2 separate regions of the Homo sapiens genome follow, and region 1 is linked to region 2. A link is a contact called in ENCODE Hi-C or POLR2A ChIA-PET data. All regions are on one chromosome and are shown on one strand. The core of a region is the stretch at or near the end of the contact, and the rest is flanking DNA. Distances in the headings are between cores, read along the strand shown. Region 1 has its middle 130 kb from the start of LINC01894. Region 2 overlaps LOC105372028 (a long non-coding RNA gene).

The links. Hi-C counts contacts between places; a loop is a spot of excess contacts on that map. ChIA-PET counts read pairs that join two places held with the same protein, here RNA polymerase II (POLR2A).
Region 1: a loop to region 2 is called in a map of IMR-90, with 2.0 times the contacts of the local background. The contact joins two enhancer-like sites. A Hi-C loop is called at or near these places in 1 of 168 maps with a recorded cell type or tissue (IMR-90). POLR2A ChIA-PET finds 5 or more read pairs at or near these places in 2 of 52 experiments (AG04449 and PC-3).

What each region holds. Positions count from the first base shown.
Region 1 is chr18:24,860,154-24,864,253 of GRCh38, forward strand. No RefSeq gene overlaps it. Among named protein-coding and RNA genes, the nearest start is that of LINC01894, 130 kb to the right of the region's middle. RefSeq lists an enhancer at 2,382-2,883. Within about 2 kb of position 2,243, at least 2 of the 41 ENCODE cell types and tissues checked have a DNase peak (open chromatin) inside an H3K27ac peak, as active enhancers do.
Region 2 is chr18:24,761,316-24,765,645 of GRCh38, forward strand. The region is part of intron 2 of LOC105372028 (a long non-coding RNA gene); the gene reads left to right. Among named protein-coding and RNA genes, the nearest start is that of LINC01915, 140 kb to the left of the region's middle. Within about 2 kb of position 2,601, at least 3 of the 41 ENCODE cell types and tissues checked have a DNase peak (open chromatin) inside an H3K27ac peak, as active enhancers do.

The sequences.
Region 1 (4,100 bases), core at 993-3,492, 98 kb after region 2:
AAGGCAGCAGGCTTAGCAGTTAAGGGCTCCAGGCCCAAAGTCGGAGTTAGAATTTGAGCTCCGCCACTGACTAGCGATGTAACCTTGGGGATTTAACTTAACCTCAGTCTCAGCATCTGTAAAATGGGGATGGAAATAGAATCTTCCTCATAAGGGATTTGAGGATTAATTAACATCATGCATGTACAGGGCTTACCATACTACCCGGCATTTCATAAGCACACAATAAATTTTAACTACTCTTATTAAGTTTTGGAGAACAACGGAGCCTGATGAGCTACATTTTGTGCTTCAAAATTAATAAATACAGTCAGATTCATAAATAGAACATTCTCAATTTTGTTTTTCCCTTCAGTATATTTAAAATCTTTAGTGATAACTAGTTTGTTGTCAAATGTGTGGGGAAAGAGAGGATGCTGCTTATTCCAGTGGTTTTAGCTTCCCACAGACTGAACTTGAAGAGTATTTTCTGGGTGAGCCATATGGAGAGTTTTAACTTTATTGAGAGAGTCATAGTGCCGAGAATTTCCTGAGTGCTTCTTGTGTGTATCTCACAACTACCCTATGAGGCTGAGGTTCCAAATCCATATTTAAAATCTCTAAGGTTGTCCATATATTATCCATCTTTTAATAAATTATTCAAAATAAATAAGTAATAAGTTAATATGATAGAATAAAATCTCAGTATTTTGTTGTGTTCTATAATCTCCCCCATCTTTCATTTGGTCACTTGAATGAACACACTGAGAGTTATTATTTGATTATTTCCCATGCCGTACTGTTAAATCGCCCATTATGGCAATAGGGCCTGGAGTTTTGCTATTATATATTTTTACTTAGCAAAGGGCTACACACACACACACACACACGTACGCATGCACACAGGCATGCACAGGTATACACTTCCTAAAGTTAATATTAAATGACCGGAAAGTTTTCAGAGTACATGAATAAGTGTACTGTTCTTCCTACCAGTCCTATCTTGCTTCTAGCACAGTGAAATTTGGCCTGCTATCTGCTTAGCACAAGGCTCAGCAAATCCTTGTTGAACAAAAGGAAATTATGTTGAATTCTCCAACATCCTTGCAATTGCCCAACAGTTAAATCTATCCCGGTTTCTCTTCTTTCTTTCTTTCTTTAGGGATCTCCTAACCAGTTTAGCATTGCTGACCTATGTTTCCCTGTTCTGACCACTTCCTCTCTCAGCTCATTGATAAAGATTTTTCCATAGGAGGCCAACCCGGGTATGCCTAACTATTATGACCGAGGAAAGGGTCTAGTCTCCTTTGTTTATCTGCTGTCTGAGCCTACCAGGGAGGTCATGACTTTAAAAATATTTTCCCTACTCTGAATGGTGGGTGGAATCAATCTAGGCTTTTGGCACAGAGGCCTAGAGGAGTCTTTGAAGCCGACTTTGCCTGCGGTAAGGAAGCCTGTCTCTTGCTTTCCTATTCCCAGTCTGTTGAGCGTCTTCTGATGGGGCCACTGTTGTGTGGGGAGGGGAAGAAGCCTCCCTGATTCGAGGAGAAACTGGAGTGTTCGCACCACCCTGATGAGGGATACAAATATATTTGCCCCTGGTGAGCTGTTTGTAATTAATGCGTGCTTTGTGGTTTTAATCTTTCTTTAATCTGTAAAGCTATAAAAATTTACAGCTCAATTTTAGAATCAAGAAAAAAGCTAAATTGCACAGCTCAGTCCTTAAAGTTAACCATTTCACAAGATCACAATTGCAAGGAGAGTGTCCGCAGAGGCTCTTCCTGTGCTGTTCCATTATCTTTTCTCAGTGGTCTTGTTTTGTCCCTTATCCAGAAGTCACTGGAAACAGGAGAACCATCTCTCTACCTGTTTCTGTCTCACAAACACACACAGTGCCCCAAAGAAAATAAACAATACAGTACATGGTCTATAAAGCAAAGGGAAGAAAAGAACATCTTAGGTAAATACCAGACTACTTATTTTATGATTTTTAAATGTCATTTTTGCTCCAATATTGACTTTTTTTACGGAGGATGAATTATAGATCCTGCAGCACTGGGAGAGACCAGGGTTTCCTTTCTTAGACACAGCTGGTCAAGTTAAGAATTGAAGTCGTGGTAATTAGTTACGAGTTTCTTAGTATGGAAGTCCAGACTGCTGAGAGAACCCTGCGAGGTGACCCCTCCGGGGAAGACAATACACCCGGGAAAGGACCGGAATGGGCAACGAAGAAGCACAAAACAACATCCCAATCTTGTTGCTACAAACAGATGTTGCCGCGGGCGCTCGCTTGCAAGAACGAAATACAATACAATCCCTCATTTGTCTGACCAGGTTTCTCTCTCCAAGAATTGGTTTCGAGGCAAATTATTTCAGGGTTGCACAGGCTGGTAAAAGGCAGTGGAATTGGAAGCTATCGTCCTTGGCGACCTCAAGTCTCAGAAATGATGCTGTGAAAGTGAAAGGGGTTGATCAGGGGTCAGGGGGAGACTTGGAGCCAGAAACCAGGTCACAAGGAAGGAGGGGGCGGCCAGACTTCCAAGAAGAGGTTTTGAGAAACTAGCTAGAGGGAGCGGGTGTGAATTAAGATTCCTGGAAGGAGGTCATGGGAGGCTAAGGGGGAAAGAAAGAGAAAACTAAGTTAGTATCAACCCTGCCCTTCCCGAGATTTTGATTGTTCTCTCAGTGCCTATACAGACAGAGAAATGCAGGCTTAAAGAAATGGAGATTGCATTAGGGAAATTCAATTTGCCAAGACAAAAAGAAGTTCATTCAGATGAAAAGGGGTTAGGATTTGGTGAGGGGAAAGCCCTTTTGTTTTGTTTAGAAGAGTTTGTTTTTTTGTTTTTGTTTTTGTTTTTTAATAAAGTGTATATTAACTTGCCCTATTTTCCAACTTGCTTGTGAAGCCAAGTGAGTCAACTGTATTCTTATATGTTTTGCCAAAAAACATTATTATTCTATTAGAAGTTAAAGGCAAACACTACTACAAACCTGTAATTACTTAAATCTTGAATTTATTGCTCTCCATCTATTTTCCTTAATCTAACTGCTTCTATAACAATAAGCCATTATTGTTGTTGTTGTTGTTTTAGAGATAGTGTCTCGCTCTGTCACCCAGGCTGGAGTGCAGTGGCACTAACATACCTCACTGTAACCTTGAACTCTGGGGCTCAAGGGATCCTCTGGCCTCAGCCTCCCACGTAGCTGGGACTACAGGCATGTGCCACCACACCTGGAGAAAAGTTTTTAATTTTTTTAAATTAATTTTTTAGCTTTTTGTAGGAAGGAGGTCTTGCTATGTTGCCCAGGCTGGTCTTGAATTACTGGCCTCAAGCGATCCTCCCACCTCGACCTCCCAGAACACTGGGATTAAAAGCATGAGCATAAGAAGCCATTTTGAGGGCAAGCAATACTACTGAGAATAGATATTTGTTGAAAACCAGTTGTATGCCTAGCACTGCATTTGTAACAATAATACTAACCAGTGCCTATATAGCACATCTATCTATCTATCTATCTATCTATCTATCTATCTATCTATCCATCTATCTACCTATCATCATATATCTATGCTAGGTGCCAGGCTTATTTTATGAGGTCTACATGTAATATTAACCCCATGACAACCCTATAATATAGGTACTATTTTTACCTGCTCTTTACAGATGAGAAAACCATGGCTCAGTGAAGTTAATGACTTGCCCCAAAATTATGTAGCTAGCGAGTGACAGAACCAGTGTTTCGGTCAGACTGCTGGGTTTCAGAGTCTGGGCTGCCAACCATGACACTCATTTCTTTTCATGGTAATTTCATGCCTTTCAAAGTAGGTAGTGTTATCATCATTCCCAGATAAAGAGATTGAGATTCAGAGATTAAATAATTTAACCAAGATTGCCTAGTAAGTGGGAAAGCCAGAATTCAAATCCAAGCCTATTGGAATCCCATCTTGGAGGGAGAGCAGTAGCTGAAATGCTTTAGACCTGTGCGTTTTAAACTTTAACGTACACACAGATTGCCTGGGGATCTTGTTAAATGCAGGTTATGATTCCATAGGTCTAGAGTGGGGCCTAATATTCTGCATTTCCAACAAGCTACCAGTTGATATTGATGTTGCTGTA
Region 2 (4,330 bases), core at 1,351-3,850:
TCTTTCTCTTGGGTTAATTTGCAGTTTTGCTAACTTGATGTGAATACCTGTGTTAGAGATGGTAAGTTTTTTTTTTTCATTTCTAGTTTATGCGTTTAAGACTACAAAATTCCCTCTAGCCTGTCTTTACTTGCAATAACATGTTTTCATCTAGGGTCATTTTCCTTGTGCCATTGTTGTTGTTGTCCCTGCTTGTTAAGTGCTCATTTGAAACTGTCTGCTTAGCCTTTATTTTTGAAAGCTATTTTCCTTGTGTACACAATTCTAGGTTGGCAACAATTTTCTTTTAGCTCTTTAAAGACATTTTTGTTCACTGTTTCTATTGAAAACTCAGCCATAGATATTGTATCTCTCTGAACATCATGTGTCTGTTTTCTGTCTCTTTATAAGATACTCTTTTTAGTGTTTGTGGGTTAGCTTTATCTGTATTTATTTTGCTCAGAATTTGTAGAATTTCAGTTTACTAATATCTTTTGCTTGTTTTGGAAAATTCTCACAATGTCTCTTCTGTTCAATTATCTCTCTCCTTTATAGACTACAACTACACTTATGAAAGTTATTTTCATCATGTTTCATATGCCTCTTAAGCTCTTTTTCTGTGTTGTTTATTCTTTCCATTTCTCTGAAAAGTATCAACCTGAATATTTTCTACTGATATACATTCCAGATCACTAATTTTTTCTTCTGCTATATCTAATGTGCTTTTAAATCCAACTGAATTGCCATCCAAGTGAATTTTTAATTTCAGTGTTGTATTATTAAACTCTGCATTTTCTGATGATGTTAATGGATTTCAGTAGTTTGATGAAATTTTCCATCTTTTTGTCTATTTTGATTATGTTATTTATAGTTATTTGAAATTTTATGTCCAATAATTTGAACTTAAATATTTGCTTTTGAGCCTGTTTCTAAAGTCTGTTTTTTTAAACTGTTGTTTTTGGTAATTTGATCTTGTATTCTGGCATGCTTGGCAAATGTGACCAAATGGCAGACATTATAATGCCTGCCAAAAAATTGTAGATGCTATGGATGACGTCTGCCTGTAGAGAGGATTTAATTTTCTTCTGACAGGCATATAGACCACAGGAAGATTATCTTGATCTATTGGATTTGGATTTCAGATTCAATATGAGGGTTTGTGAGAACTGGTCTTTTTTAGGTTCATCTTTATTCCTAGAGCCTATCCCTTCAAGGAGCTCAAGTGTGAGCCTGGTATGTTTATTAGAGATTCTCTTTCTTGGCAGGCTATGAACTTCAATTTTTTTCCAGCACCATGAGACTACTGAACTGTCTGCTTAGATTTTTAGCTTCTTAGCAGCTGCTTTTTACTTGTTTTCTTGGCAACTTGCCTCACACATGTGCAGCTAGAAGTTGGAAAATACCTCAAGGAAAAATTGCACATATAATACCCACTTTCCATCTCTGCAGTTAGCTTTTCTTTCAGATCATGAGTCCTCAAGTTGTAGCGTCCTTGGTAGCCCTATCCACCAATTTTCAACTCCCCTGCCAATGAGACTGTTAGAAACTCTTGGCTGCTGATCTTTGTTCAGCATCTATGTTCCACAAAGCAAATTGGCAAATGCCCTGAGGGTGGCAAGTAGAAACTAGTGTAGTGTTCACTTCTGTCTGTTTTTCTTCTTTCCAGCATTTTGGTCTTTCAAGATCGAGGGACATTTGGAAGATATAATGGAACTCCCACAGGAAAGAGTTTATGTAGAGTAGATTGCAAGAAAACTCAGGGATGATGGTGAGGATTGAGTGGCAAATAGAGGAAACATTTCTAAAATTACAGAAGTTTCAGCTAGATGAAGCCTGGGAAGGGAGCCTCAGGTAAATTCACAAAAATGCCCATGAGAAAGAAAGAATCAGTTTTGAACATCTGCTTGGCCCAAAGAGTAAAAAACCATCTTAGGGCAGTCCTAATTTACATAAGGGAAGAGTTTTCTTATTCCTTTTTTTCCTCCCCTTTTCCCACACTCCAACCTATACTGAATTAGTAACAACAAATAGATAATGTGAACGAGAGTCAGGGAAAAAAAGAAAAGAAGTATCCAATCCTCCCTTCCCACTAAGATGCCAGCCTGCATTGTGTTTGTGTCAAAAGTAAACACAATATCATGGAATTGCCTATATTCTAAAATAATTCACTAGGTTTTGCCAACCCTGCTTCCAGTGGGTAAACAATTGTATCACTGAAGCTCAGGTTCCAGTTGGCTGTCCGTGGTGGCTGTATGGGGGCTCTTGGAATGCAGTTTGAAAGACAGAATGGTTCTTAAGTCTTAAAGCCCCATCCTGCCTGCAGAGGAACCTTGAAGAACAGAATTGAGCCCAATATGCTGATACATTCTTTTCTGAATTCTAAACTTTTTCCATTCTTGCCTTTTTAATTCTATCTCATTTCTAAGCATAAAATAAATATAGCACTGAAAAAGGTGTTTGTGTCCCAGTGACAAATATAATCCATGTAATTGTTAAACGGGAAATTCCAGAATCCCCCTGTGGCCTTGCCTTCTATTAGGCAGGAAGAAGCATTCCCCCAAAGACAGACTTGACTAGAGCCTCGTGTCCCCAGAGGGCCTCACTGGAAGTTAGTCTTTGGAAGTTCTAGCATAAACATACTCCCACCCACCTGGCTCATGTACAGGCCATGAACAACTTGGCTTTTCTTCCCAGCAGAGCAATTTCTGTATGAGTCACTTGTCTCCTTATTTGGGACTTTCTGCCTCAAGGGACCTTGAAGATCCATCCAATACTGTACAGAGAATGCACTCAGCAAACAATGAACAATAGAAAACCTACGAAAAAGAAAGTCCCCTCCTCCATGTGGGCCTGGTACTTAGTTCAATGGAAACCAATAACCTAGGCCAAAGTAACACACAGATGCAAACACACAAGGGAATATGTTAGAAGATGAAAGTTTGTCTTTCTGAACAAAGAGACTCATCAATTCGGATCTAGAAAACACAGCGTCCCAATGCTGGGAAGTCTTGGGCATTCTTCCATAGGAGCAGTCATAGTCCCTAGACCCAACCTTCGCTGGAGCTGCTGTTGGAGAGCTGCCTGTTATGTACAGAATGGACACACTGCATAGAGCCAACACTTGAGAAGAGAAGGCTAAGCAAAAAGACACAAGAGGGCTCATGGTGGTAGACTGGAGCATACAGGCAGTGGCCTTGCCTATAAGCATCCTTGGCTTGGTCCCAATGTCCTTAGTGAAGGTTTCAAAGTTTTGTCCTGATGCATTGGCATATCACAAATTATTTGGCTCTCTGCCTATTTTCAGATCACCATCATGGAGGAACTTCACTGAACAAGAAATATATCCCTTCACAAGCCAAGTACAGTAAATGAGTTTTTATGCTTGTGGAGTATTTTTAATATTGTGGGATAAGAAGGGCCTTTCCTTTTCTATCTTAATTTTCTGACTATGCAAACCATTATTAGTATCTTGGGGCCCCTGGAAATAGCTAAGGTCCCTATTGGTGCTTCCTTGACCATGGACTCACTAACATTTATCTGTCTAAAGTGAAAGGTATCTTTAATGATCCCAGCTGACATTTATTCAGTGCTTCTCACTCAGCTATCCCAAAGAGCTCTACAAGCTGATTTACGGGCTGTCCGTGGAGTAGAAGTGAATGGTAATGACCACAGTGATGATGATGGTGATGGATCACCCAGGCTCTGGTATTTAATATGTCATGTTGTTTCTGGGGCGTTTCCAATTTCCTGAACTTCCCAGTGATTAGAAGCGTAAGAGAGTGCTCCATCCATTTCATCTTGCATTTCTCAGTGGAGATAACTCTGATTGGAGCCTTGGGAGGCCTTAATTCTCGGTCCCCCTTATACAAATTTTAGTAATGAGCAGAGGGCAGACATTTTGAAATGCTACAAAGTTTGTCTGCATCTCTCCTCTTACAGAACATGGAGATGTGCACTCACCTCCTCTTTTGGAATGCCCTCAGCCACCTGAAATTCTCTGGGGCTTTTCTGCTCCATGGGGAAAAGGGAGGAGGCAGAAGCCAGGATAAACTGTCAGTTTAGAAGGTTTATGGTGACAGAATCAGGCACAGTGCTTTCTAATTTTTTTTTAAGCCATAGGAAGCCCTGCTCCCTTTTCAAACAAAATCCTTTAGTTCATCAACATGTGAAGCAGATAAAACTGAGCTGTTCCACCCCAATCCTTCACCCTCACCCCACATCATGGTGGCCCCTGGGACCTGGATGGAAAACCTCTGGCTTCCTGGGGTTCTGGGCTGTGATCTGTACATAGGAGACCTGAATTTCTTTCTAGGGCTCCTCACAGACTTTTGAGTAAATTATTGAATATCTA